3 separate regions of the Mus musculus genome follow, and all the other regions are linked to region 2. The links are chromatin contacts, found by Hi-C or POLR2A ChIA-PET in ENCODE. All regions are on one chromosome and are shown on one strand. The core of a region is the stretch at or near the end of the contact, and the rest is flanking DNA. Distances in the headings are between cores, read along the strand shown. Region 1 holds the start of Lgr6 (leucine-rich repeat-containing G protein-coupled receptor 6). Region 2 holds the start of Ube2t (ubiquitin-conjugating enzyme E2T). Region 3 holds the start of Arl8a (ADP-ribosylation factor-like 8A).

Region 1 (4,098 bases), core at 1,055-3,554, 140 kb before region 2:
GCATAGACTATGCATGGTAGCCCATGACTGGAATCCCAGCACTCAGGATGTAAAGACAAGAAGATCCGAACTCAAGATCATCCTTAGCTACATAGCAAGGGTGAGGCTAGCCTGGGCTACAGGAGATCCTGACTCAAGAAACAAAAGTAACAAAAAAACCCTAAGTAACAAAAGGGGGCGCTGGGCTGTCAGAAGCTCAATGGGCACCAGTGCTTGGTGCCAAACCTGATAACCTGGGCTCAATCTCTGGGACACATATGGTGATGGAGAGAATGGACTCCCACCGATTGGTCTCTGGTTACATACTTACGTCATGTGCCATGGCACATGTGCCCATGCTACCCTTACACAAAATGTGTGTGTGTGTGTGTGTGTGTGTGTGTGTGCCTGCATGTATGTCTGTGTGAGAGTGTCAGATCTTGGAGATACAGTTGTGAGTTGCCACGTGGTTGCTGGGAATTGAACCTGTGTCCTCTGGAAGAGCAGTGCTCTTAACCACTGAACCGTCTCTACAATCATACCCATACACAAGACAAGTGTACTTAAAAAAAAAGTGGGGCTTTCTACTAGCGAGGAGCTTTCCCAAAGTGAGAATGGGTTCTTGTGACCCCCTAGGACTGAACATTAATGTTTTCTTCAGTACTGCATTTCTCAGGAGTCCAAGGGTTGGCCCCAGAGTGACTCTCCATCCTGTGGGCAGGCTGGACACTCAGCTCTGAGTTGCCCAAGCCCACTTCAGAAGGCTGCTCCAGAGGTGGAAAGGGGCCCAAGTGTGATTTTCCAGCTTTGGCTGGGGACTTGGAGCAGCATGAATGGTGTGTGTGTGTGTGTGTGTGTGTGTGTGTGTGTGTGTGTGTGTATGAGGGGTTAGAGCCAAGGTGAAGGCAAGGGGTAAGCGAGAGTAAATACAGAGGGGGCTTCTGCTTGCAGGTCTGTGTGGCTGTGGAGGGACCTTCTTACAGGCTCATCTTGTAGTTCTATCACAGCTGCGGCTGGAGCCCTGGAAGCACAGCACAGTTCTTTTGGCTTCTTGGTCTGACTATGCAGCTTCCCCTCTGCGGGCCCTGCGGCGTCCGCAAAGATAGAGAGGGGTTGATGAAGTGTTTGGGATATAGAAGTAAAAGGTGGAGGGTATCTTGGCTACCTCCGTGTGGTCCTCATGGACCATGGGGATCAAACTGCTCCCAACTTGGTCTAGTTCCATCCTGGGGCTTGGCTCAGGGAAAGATCTGGAGACCAGAGAAAGCAAAAGGACACGTGAAGGAAGCACTGCTAGCCCAGGCTGGCCTAAGAAGAGAGCTGAGTCTTGACTCCAGTTTTAGCCACTATTGCCCTTGCTCTCCAAGGTCCTGGGATTATAGATGGATTATAGATGGAATCGGGCCCTTAAGGTGCTTGAGCTGCATCTGTAGTACTGGGCCTCCAGGTGGCGCCAATCAGCCGACTCGCTGGCAAGCTCTGGCAACCAGCTGTGCGGAGGGCAGCCCCTCTGCTGTCCTGGGTCCCGAGATCAAGGTTCAGGGTGATCTCTAGACCTTAGATCTTATAGTCTACATGAGTTCATTTCCATGCCCTGTGCATCAGGTGGAATCTACGCCAGTTGCTTGGTGTTGAGGAGTGGCTCCTCAATGAGGGGGCCCCTCCTCATTCCTACTACCAACCTGCGACCACGTCCTTCCTCCTTGAGACCTTCTTCCTTCCCTGGTCGGAATGGGTGTAAAGGAGTGATCTGGGCACTAGTTCTGAGGCTGTCCCCAACTGCCGTGTGACCTTGAACATCTCTTTCTCTCGGGTCTCTTTTCCCATCAGCCTAAAATCTGGTAGTGGGGCTCAAGTCTGTGGAACTCTCTTTTGTTGTTGTTTTTTTGTTTTGTTTTGTTTTTTGTTTGTTTGTTTCTCCCCTGATGGTCTCTGGTCCCTTGAGACCCTGTGGCTGTTCCCAAAGTCAAAAAGAATTCGACCCCATAGGCCCAGCTCTGGGGCACCCTTTCTAAACAAGTGCAGGTCTCTGATGTGCTGGCCCTTCCTAGCTTTCTTTGGGTTTCTTTGCTTTCTTCACCGCCCCTCTCCTACCCCACGCCCCCGATGAAATTCCTGCCAGCTGGGAAGGAAGGAGGGAAGGGGAGCGAGCCACAGCGTAGAAAGTTTCCTTGACTCCTCCTCCCAGCCCCCCCACCCCACCCCCGTGTCTCCCTCCCTCGCCAAGCCCAGCCTGTGAAACTGAATAACGAAGATCACTCAACAATGCCTGCCCCTCTCTGACTGCACCGTCCCGCCGCCGCTGCCGCCGCCGCGCCCAAGCCAAGTCGAGCGGGGGCGTTGCCCACCGACGGCGCAGCCCTCGGGCCCGCCCGGGACCAGGAGGTGAGCCGCGCGCGCACAACTCCGTGCGCTCGCCCGTCTGAGCGCCCGCCAGGTGCCCCGCAGCCCGCCGCCGAGATGCACAGCCCGCCTGGGCTCCTGGCGCTGTGGCTTTGCGCTGTGCTGTGCGCATCGGCGCGCGCGGGCAGCGACCCCCAGCCTGGCCCGGGGCGTCCCGCCTGCCCGGCTCCCTGCCACTGCCAGGAGGACGGCATCATGCTGTCCGCTGACTGCTCCGAGCTCGGGCTCTCAGTGGTGCCTGCGGACCTGGACCCCCTGACGGCTTACCTGTGAGTACTCACCTGCTGGTACCTGTTATTCGTAATGGCCGCCTGCCCCGCAAACACTCGTTTGGTGCCCTTGGACATGCGCATCCCCAAGAGGGCTCTTCCTTTTCCAAGAGTGAAGGACTGGGAAGCTAGTCTTAGAACTTGGGAAACTGAGGCAAGAAATGAGCCTAGGCCTCCCTGCTACCTTTCCCAGGTGTTTCTCCCCCACCCCTATGGGCTTAATGTGGGACCTGGTGAAGTGCAGTGTGAACGCCAAGCAAGAAAGTGGTGTGTGTGTGTGTGTGTGTGTGTGTGTGTGTGTGTGTGTGTGTGACAGTATATTCTTTTGCTGTCCTCCTCAGAAGAACACTGCCCAGGATTGATGAAGGCAAAAGTTAGTGCTCTGTTAGGAGGTGAGGGAAGTTTGCCCTGGTAGGGATGAAATGGGTTCTTCCACCACAGCAGGAAGCGGCACTGCCCCACTGAGGCAGGGGGCTTTGGTGAAGGGTCCACGCAGCTCTCCTCTCCTTAGTTAGGGACTCTGCCAGTACCATCTTCTTGTGTGGAGGTCTCCTACCCCCTCCCCAGGCCTCCCTGAAGTCTTGTCCCAGGAGGCTGTGTTAGAGACACTAATTTGTGGGCAGGCTTCAAGACTGAAAACCAGAGAACCATTTTTAGAGTCTGAGTTGGGGTGAGGTGGTGCACGAAGGGGACCCTATTGGGGGTAGCCGGCTCAGAATCGGGAGAGCCGGAAGCTGTAGCTGATCACTACCTGGGCAGGAGTGGGTGGGAGCATAGCCCGGACCTCTTGGCCCTGACCCCTGCTGCAGGGAGAGGAAACCCCCTGGCCTCCCCTGCTATCCCTTAGAAGAAGGAGAGAAGGTGGGAAGATCTGGGTAGAAAGTCTGGCCAGAGCTCCCTCAGGCCTGAGAGAGGCTCTCTCGGCTTTGGGATCCTAGAATTGAGGATCGCTGAGGAAGAGGCAGCCGGGCTTGTTCCCAGAGGCTCGGCAATAGAGCTGGTGGGGCCAGGGTGCGATGAGAGGGTGGTGTCCTGGTAAAAGTGGGGGATCCTGAACTAGTGCCCCTTGTGGGGCTCCTTCCATATCGCGATTACCTCCCCGCCCCCATATCCTTCTTCACTCCAAAAGAAACAGTTGTGGGAACAGAAACACCCATATTCCAGAAGGACAAACCAAGTCCTGTACAGCCCCTAGGGGTGATGGGAGAGGTGGGCACAGGTATTCACAGCAGAGCTGTGAGGGTGCCCAGCACCAAGCAGAGAGCAGCAGGTCTGGGCCCACCGCCATCACACCCCAGAAATTCCATTTCTAGCAGTTTAATACATTAGGGGTCTATGACACTGTTTCTTTGGAAGACAGGGAAGATGGCTAAAAAGACTTTAGAAATAACTTCTATTCAGCCTTCCAGGACAGCAGAAAAGAGGCCTCTTGCCTGTGTTAAAGGAA
Region 2 (3,737 bases), core at 1,201-3,700:
AAAACTGTTGAGTCTTGCTCAGAATGTCCTATGTGTGCTTAAAAAGGGAGACAATCCAGTTGTTAAAATGCTTGATATATATTTTGCAGACCTGAGTTTAATTCAGAAACCACATAAAAAGTGGTGTGAGGGGGGCTGAGAGATGGCTCAGAAGTTAAGAGCACTGACTGCTCTTCTGAAGGTCCTGAGTTCAAATCCCAGCAACCACATGGTGGCTCACAACCATCCATAATGAGATCTGATGCTCTCTTGTGGTGCCTCTGAAGACAGCTACAGTGTACTTACATATAATCAATATAATCAATCAATCTTTGGAGAGAGTGAGGCCAGAGAGAGCTATAATAAATAAATAAATTAAAATAAAAAAGTGGTGTGAGAAGGTGCATGAGTATAATCCCAGCACTTGGTTAGGGGAGAGAGAAGACAAATAACTCTTGTTAACTTGTCCTTTGACCTTCCCACATTTGCTGTACTGTGACACATACACATAATAATAATGAAATAAAAAAATGTATTGATTATATATACAAAAATCTAATTATTAAATGCAAAACAAAATATCTCCTCAGCTACACCCCATTACCCCCCCCCCAAATAAAGGGGAGGACTACTGAAAATTCTATACCAGCCTGGTCTACAAGGCAAATTCTAGACCAGCCAGGGGTACATATAAGATCCTGTCAGAAAAATAAAAATAAAATAAAAATAAGAGGGTGCTGGAGCAGGGCCACTGATTAAGAGCATTTGCTGTTTTTGCAGAGGACCTGGGTTTGATCCCCAACACTCATATGGTGTCTCATAACCATGTATGTGGTGCACATACATGCATGTATGCAAAACATTCATAATACAACATAAAAATAAAATTAACGGGTCCTTTGACTCCCCTTCCATACCAGAGAAAAATCTCAAAATAACTTAATAACTTAATTTACAGTGTTTTGATTCTTAACTCTCTCTGTCTCTCTAAGATAGGGTTTCTTTTTGTAGCCCTAGTTGTCCTGGAACTCAATTTGTAGACCAGGCTGACCTCAAACTTAAAGATTTGCTCGCCTCTGCTGGGATTTAAGCCATGTGCTCAGCCTCTATCGTTTTAAGCCTAATGAAGCCTTGTTATTGGGGGTGGGGTGAGGGAAGCATTGTGTGTGTTGGGTGGGGGGGCAGTATTTGGCTTACACTTCTACATCACAGTATACTGCTGAAGGAAGAAGGCAGGCCAGGAACTTAAACAGGACAGGAACCTGGAGGCAGGAGCTGATGCAGAGGCCACAGAGGGCTGCTGCTTACTGACTTTCTCCCCATGACTTGTTCAGCCAAAGCATTGCTATTTTATACAGAAATCTGAAGGACTATTTTCAGTAAAACGAAACAAAACTCTTGTAAATACAGGGGACTAGAAAAACAGTTCAGCGGGTTAAAGCCCTTGCTGCACAGGCCTGACAACTTGATTCAATCCCAGCAATCCACAGTAGGAGAGAACGCTCTCCTCAAAGTTGTCTTTGGGCAATCAATTACAATAAAACTACCTACAACTGTAAACTGTATCTTTATATAAAATAAGAACATAGTGGAAAGGCATGCTAATCAAATTAGAACGAGGGGGAAAAAGGCAGTTTCTCTCAAAGAAGCCATGAGACTATGATAACAATTGGTATATACAAAGTCTTCTCGGGTGAGAGATGGCTTAGCTGTTAAGAGCACTGGCAGCTCTTCCAGAGGACCCAGATTCAATTCCCAACATCCATCTGACATCTCATAACTAACACCGTCCTGTGCCTCCGAGGGCACCAGGCATACCCGTGGTGTGTATACATACATGCAGACAAACACTCATATACAAGAAAAGTAAATAAAAAATTAAAAAGTCCTTTGGTATAAAAGCCATGTGTTATCATGTATTTTATGAATATAAAGGGTTTTCACAGAGCCGGGGCTTGGGGGCATAGACACTGGAGGCGCCTAGGTAGAAGTCAGTTCCAGGTCAGCCTGGGCTACAGCGACACCTGTCTCACAAACAAAACGAAACCCTCAACCAAACAACCATAACAGAGTTCCTTACACTACGGCTTCAAAAGATATTTTCCTTTTAATTTTTTTTAAACCGGCGTTGTTAGCCTCTTTTCCAGTAACCACTCCCCGCAAACGTAAGCTTTTTACAACTGCACTGACTCTTCGTAAAATTCTTTGTGTCCCAGGCCTGAGGTAAATAAATAATCAATGCACAGAACCTGGGTAGGTGGCAGATGCTGGAGGTAGCCTTGGCGCGCCCAGGGCGGTTCGCTCTCCCCGCCGTGTTCCTCCCAGGGCCGCTCGGGTAGAAACGGGACTCCTTCCCCAGACTCTCCGTGACCTCGGGCTCGTTCCCTCAGGTGGCACTCGCAGCACCCGTCAGCAGCCCCACTTACCGCGGCGCGCCTCTGCTGTGCTCACGCGGAACCGCGGAGACCGTTGGAATGACTCCACCCCCTTCCAGGAGAGGACTGTGATTGGTCCGCAGCAAACCTGGGGGAGGCGCGCGCCCGCCTATTGGCCACCGCTCAGAGCTTGCGTCCGCTCACGCACCGCTCAAATTGGCGCGCGCACGCGTATCCGGAATTCTCAGTTCCCGCTGTGGTCTTGTTTGTAAATCGACTGTGAGCTGGGAAGGCTGGGAAGTCATCTACAGGAGAGGAAAAAAAAAAGGCAACTGGACACGCTTAATCTGGAGAAGTGACTGCTGAGTAGCTGCCTTTATATCTTTGTTGTGGTTCTGTGGAACGGGGTCTCGCGATGCAACCCTTGCTTAGCTTGGAATTTGCTATGTAGCTCAGGCTAGCCTGAGACTCCTGGCACTCCTACGCAGCTTCCCAATGGCTACCAGGTCACCCAGGCTTTAAGCAATGACAGGGGAAACTTTACAACTTCATTTAAGATCAGTAGTCTAAAGATACAAGTTAGCCGAGCACGGTCGCGCAGGCATGTTGAAATAAAAAGGTGAGAATTTGAGACCAGCCTTGGGTACATAGATTTCCTCCAGATGAAAAAAGATTTTTTTTTTTAATTTATAATTCTGGTGAACAAAGCATTCCATCAGGACTCTGAAGAGTAAAGTGGATGGAGTAAATTTCTCCACCACTGGAAATGTTCATATGGAAGCTTCAACCTGTTAGGGGTTAACGCAAGAGATCCTCTGCACTGTGAGGAAGTTAAGGATTTCCCCCTCCCTCTCCCTGAAAACAAGCCCGCTCTTCCTACATACTGTGCCAGCCTTTGATCCCTTTGAGTCACACACCAACCACGGAATAAATGACTTTCAAGCGCTCTTCCACCTCTAGAAAGGTATTTTCTAAGCAACCAAGTGCATGATTATAGCCAAGTCAGCTTTGAGGGCACAGCTGCGAGTGCCAAAAGTGGGTAGTCCTTGGGAGAGAAAGGAAAGCTTAAGACCTGAGACTCAGCAGAACTGGAATTGGTTTCAACTCTGGGAACCCTGGGGGTGGGACCAGAAATCAATCAAGGAATCACCTTTCTCTTTCACTGCTCCTAGCTTTTTGTACAGCTCCATAGCATAGACCTAGCAGTCGGTCTTTCTGAACTTCGAAGCTAATATAATTTTGGCTACCGCGGTGATGTCTGCATTTAGTCCAAACTGATGTTAAGCTACAGCTGGTTCCTCATGGAGGTTTTTATGGTGTGTTTTGTCTTCTGGAGACCCTCAGACTCATTAGGACTCTGACTGACTCTGCTCTGGGCTTCCC
Region 3 (3,849 bases), core at 660-3,159, 180 kb before region 2:
GTCCCTGACCTGTCAGAGCCTTCCATTCTTTAAGAAGATGCTGGTCTTAAAGAGTAGGCCCAGGCCAGGAAGTTGAACCCACCTAGGTGTCTCTGCATCCCTATACTAACACGCCGCTGAGAAAGACATCCCTAGGGACTGGAAGTGGTGTCTTGGCAGAGTCCAAACAGCTAGTTTCTCCTTTTGAGAAATACAAAAACATCTCCCAGACCCAAATGCCCCAAACCAAGCCACCTAGGTCTGAAGAGACAGGTGGGAATCCGGGTGTTGGTTTCCTGCTCTGACAGCCTAAGAGGCAAGTCAACACCAAGCCTAACCAGGGTGTTTGGTCCTAGGGACACAGCATGGCAGTCAGGAAGCAAATGTGTGTTAGTTCAGAAAAACATGTCCCAAACATCAGCAGAGGCCCGTGGAATAAGAAGGGTCACTGAGTAGGGGAAGGTCCAGAGGTCAATGGCGGAGCATATTTAGGGAAGAGAGAGCGCCCATGCTATGATCACCTTTAAGTCCCTCTGAAGGCTCCCCTTGCAGGGATATTGAGCCCTATGGGGCTTCAGGGTCGGGCAACAATACAATACAGGCAAGTGGTGGTACCGAAGCTGGTGGTCTCACATCTTTGCGGACCTGCACATCAGCATCTTTAGCCTATATCTGGCGAATTCACAGTCCTTGGAAAACCCATCTTTGGGAACGGGCCTAGGTTCTGGGGGGGGGGGGGGAACTATGTCCCCGTCCCAAGCCTTACTTGGTCCCATAAGCCCAGTCTTGCCTAGCTTGGAAATACAGGCTGCAGCCATTACTGCAGCTCAGCTCACGCCCAGGGAGCTCATCTTCCTCTTTTTTAAAGAGAAAATTTAACTCCTTCTTCACCACTCCTCTGGCACAGACATACAACTGCAATCACCCCCCTCTCTCCTCCGCCTCCCCCAGTGCTGAGTCTCCAAAGCTGCTCTCTCCCCTGTCCCCAGGTGGATGGCGCCCCTCCAGCTCATCCTCTCGGGTCCTCGGTACCTACTCTTGCAACTTCTGAGCCAAGTGGAGTCTCCCAACTCCCTTTATGGTGCCATGCTTTCGGGACCCCAACGCTAAGGCAGGCCCGGGACAGGTTCCGGGGAGGAGTCTGGACTAGAGCCAGGACCTCAGCTGACTCCTCTGCCTCTAGGGATACCTTCCCCCCGCCCCAAAGGGCCGCGGCTTCCGCGTCCAGCAAGGGTAGGCAGAGCCCTCGGGGTGGGGCTGGGCTGCTAGGGCACCCTGGCAACACGCTCCGGCCGCGCGTCCCGTGACCCTCCACGCGCGGAGCGGGATTGTCCGGGCACTTTCGCCCCGTCATGCCTCTTTGCGCCCGCCTCGGGGGCCTGTCAGCCTGCGGCGGGTTCCCGGTGCGTGGAGACATCTCCGTGCCGCCAGCTCCGGAACGCAAGCTCGGTTCCCCTGGTCCTCGCTACCCCGCCCCCAGCCCTGCCATCCTAGCCCAGGCCAGAGAACGGGTGGCACGCCAGTCGGTCCCCCAAGAACCGTGCTAGGCCCTAAGTGCCCGGAGCCGGCTCCTCCCTGCCCGGAACCCGGCGGTGCCGGGCCACGCCAGGCGCCGACCCCAGCTGCCTAGGGCGCGGCGCCGGCGACACATCTGCCCGCATACCGCGATCACGTTGACGAAGGTGGTCTTGCCCGAGTACTGCAGCCCCACCAGCGTGAGCTCCATTTCCTCCTTCCAGAACAGGGCCTTGAACCAGTCCAGCAGCTTGTTGAACAAAGCGATCATGGTCGCTGCCACCGGCCGCGCCCGGTGCCGGGTCCCCGCCGCCTTCGGTGCCCTCGCGCTGCGGCCCGGAGCGGCCCCTCCCCGGTGCGGCCGGGTCCCGCGGCTCGGTGCGGGCGGAGGCTGGAGCGCGGCGGCCGACGACGCGCTGCCCGAGGATCCGCTCGCCGATGGGTGTGGCCACGGCGCCTCCACCTCCTCCTCCGCCGCCGCCGCCCTCCCGCGGGCCGGGCCGCGTCCTGCTCGCACCCGAGCGCGCTCCAGTCTCGCGCGCGGCCTAGGCCAGCGCCCGCGGGCGGGGCGGCGGGGACCCGCGGCGGCCGGGAGGAGCGTGATGGCGCGCTTGCGGAGAAAGCTGTAATTTTATTTTTTCTGCTGCCCTCGTTTGCCCCGCCCTGACTGCACCGCTTTCTGGCTTGAACGGTGGTCGGTCCTGGGCGGGTGGTGTCCCGATTAAGCTAGGGTATTTCCAGGCCGAAGAACCGTGACATGAAGATCTCCAAGAAACGGTTTTGTTCCCTGAACCTTTGCCTCTGAGCATCTCTGGGTACCGAATTCCATCCCCCGAAATGCCATAGAGAGTAACAGCCGGATTTAGAGCCCTTAATACTCCATCTTGTTTTGTTAACCACAGTTTGCCAGGCTACTTGTCTGGGAAGCCCAAAGTGAGATCGACATTTGAACTTGATGCTTGTCTTCACTATAAAGAGACGGGCAAAATCAGGGCAAGGGATTCCCTGTGAGGAACGGCGGTAGCAAAGGAAAAAATGTATGCTATTTTGATACAAAGTTTTTGATAGTGGGTGGTGGAGAGTCTGCCAAGAAGTCCCCATCCTCCCTTGCAGGAGATAACAGCTCAGTCAACCGGCTGTGCCTTCCTGGTCTCAGGATTCCTAGGCAGCTGGGCTCTCTTTGGGGGTCGGTTTTCACCTGGAGGCTGTGATGAACTGTTAACATCAACTGTATGGATTAAACCTATTAAAGAACCAGACAGCCCTCAACATCTGGATCAGCCTATTCTGATTTACTAACATCTGTCTAATAAGTTCTTCTCTTCCTCCGTAGGTACATGCTATAGTCTGACATGTTTAAATTAAAGTTTAAGTTATCATACAAAGTAATAGATTTTCATTGCTTTACATTTCTGTGTCTTTCCCCCAGATTCATATATTGAAATCCCACTCCTCAAAGTGATGACCATATAAGGCGACTAGGTTATGAGGGGGGAGGCCTCCTAGCTAAGATTAGTGCCCTTATATAAGGAGAGAACAACAGAGGTGCCCAGAGCCTATACTCCTCCCATCTTGAGGCTACAAAGAGAAGGCTGTAATCTATTAGCCAAAAAGTGACTCCTAACCAGACCCTGAATCTACCCGTACCATGACAGATCACTTTCCCATTTTTCAAGCCATGAGCAACAACTTTCTGTTGTTTATAAGTTGTGGGGTGTGGGGTGCTTTGTTACAGCACCCTGAACAAGGTAGTGCCTCTGTGTCTCCCTTCCATTGATTACAGTTTTGTTACCATGTCCTTAGAAGTACTGGAAAAGAGTGTATCTTAGGGGTGAAGATCTAGTAGCCTGTTTCTGCTCCCGAGAGCCTTACTCTGTTGCTAGAGAGAGCCCCAGAGGCTTAAAATGATGGAAAGAAGAATTGGGTGGGCATCCAAGAGGTTATTTATTTATTTATTATGCTTTTCCAGAGCCTGTGCCCTCTAGAACAGGGTTGGGGTGACTGTATAGGGAGGGAGCCCATAGGGCTGTACAATTGCTCCCTTGCACCCTTCTATACAGTCTCTGAGCTCATGTAGCATCCTGTACTTTAGAAGCCTATCCTGGGCAGCAGTGCAGACCTTTCAGGGGACTTAAAAAAAAAGTGGAAGTGCAAGCCACCACCCCAAGACTAAAGAAGCAGAGCACCTACTCAGCTCAGGTCGAGCATTAAAAATGTTAACCTCAGTTGTAGCCTCACATTATTTTTGTTTGTTTGTTTGTTTGTTTAGTTTCGTTTCTTTTCTTTCTTTCTTTCTTTCTTTCTTTCTTTCTTTCTTTCTTTCTTTCTTTCTTTCTTTTTTTTTTCTTTCGAGGC

The links. Hi-C counts contacts between places; a loop is a spot of excess contacts on that map. ChIA-PET counts read pairs that join two places held with the same protein, here RNA polymerase II (POLR2A).
Region 1: POLR2A ChIA-PET joins it to region 2 with 17 read pairs in embryonic stem cell. The contact joins the promoter of Lgr6 here to the promoter of Ube2t in region 2. A Hi-C loop is called at or near these places in 9 of 37 maps with a recorded cell type or tissue (gastrocnemius, heart and left cerebral cortex). POLR2A ChIA-PET finds 5 or more read pairs at or near these places in 5 of 5 experiments (Patski and embryonic stem cell).
Region 3: POLR2A ChIA-PET joins it to region 2 with 14 read pairs in embryonic stem cell. The contact joins the promoter of Arl8a here to the promoter of Ube2t in region 2. POLR2A ChIA-PET finds 5 or more read pairs at or near these places in 2 of 5 experiments (Patski and embryonic stem cell).

The regions. Positions count from the first base shown.
Region 1 is chr1:135,103,482-135,107,579 of GRCm38, reverse strand. Lgr6 (leucine-rich repeat-containing G protein-coupled receptor 6) reads left to right here and starts at 2,304. Exons shown (of 18, transcript NM_001033409.3): 1 at 2,304-2,651. The coding sequence starts at 2,440.
Region 2 is chr1:134,961,278-134,965,014 of GRCm38, reverse strand. Ube2t (ubiquitin-conjugating enzyme E2T) reads right to left here and starts at 2,450. Exons shown (of 7, transcript NM_026024.3): 1 at 2,229-2,450.
Region 3 is chr1:135,144,894-135,148,742 of GRCm38, reverse strand. Arl8a (ADP-ribosylation factor-like 8A) reads right to left here and starts at 1,909. Exons shown (of 7, transcript NM_026823.2): 1 at 1,643-1,909. The coding sequence starts at 1,765. Ptpn7 (protein tyrosine phosphatase, non-receptor type 7) reads right to left here. Exons shown (of 10, transcript NM_177081.4): 10 at 3,417-3,849.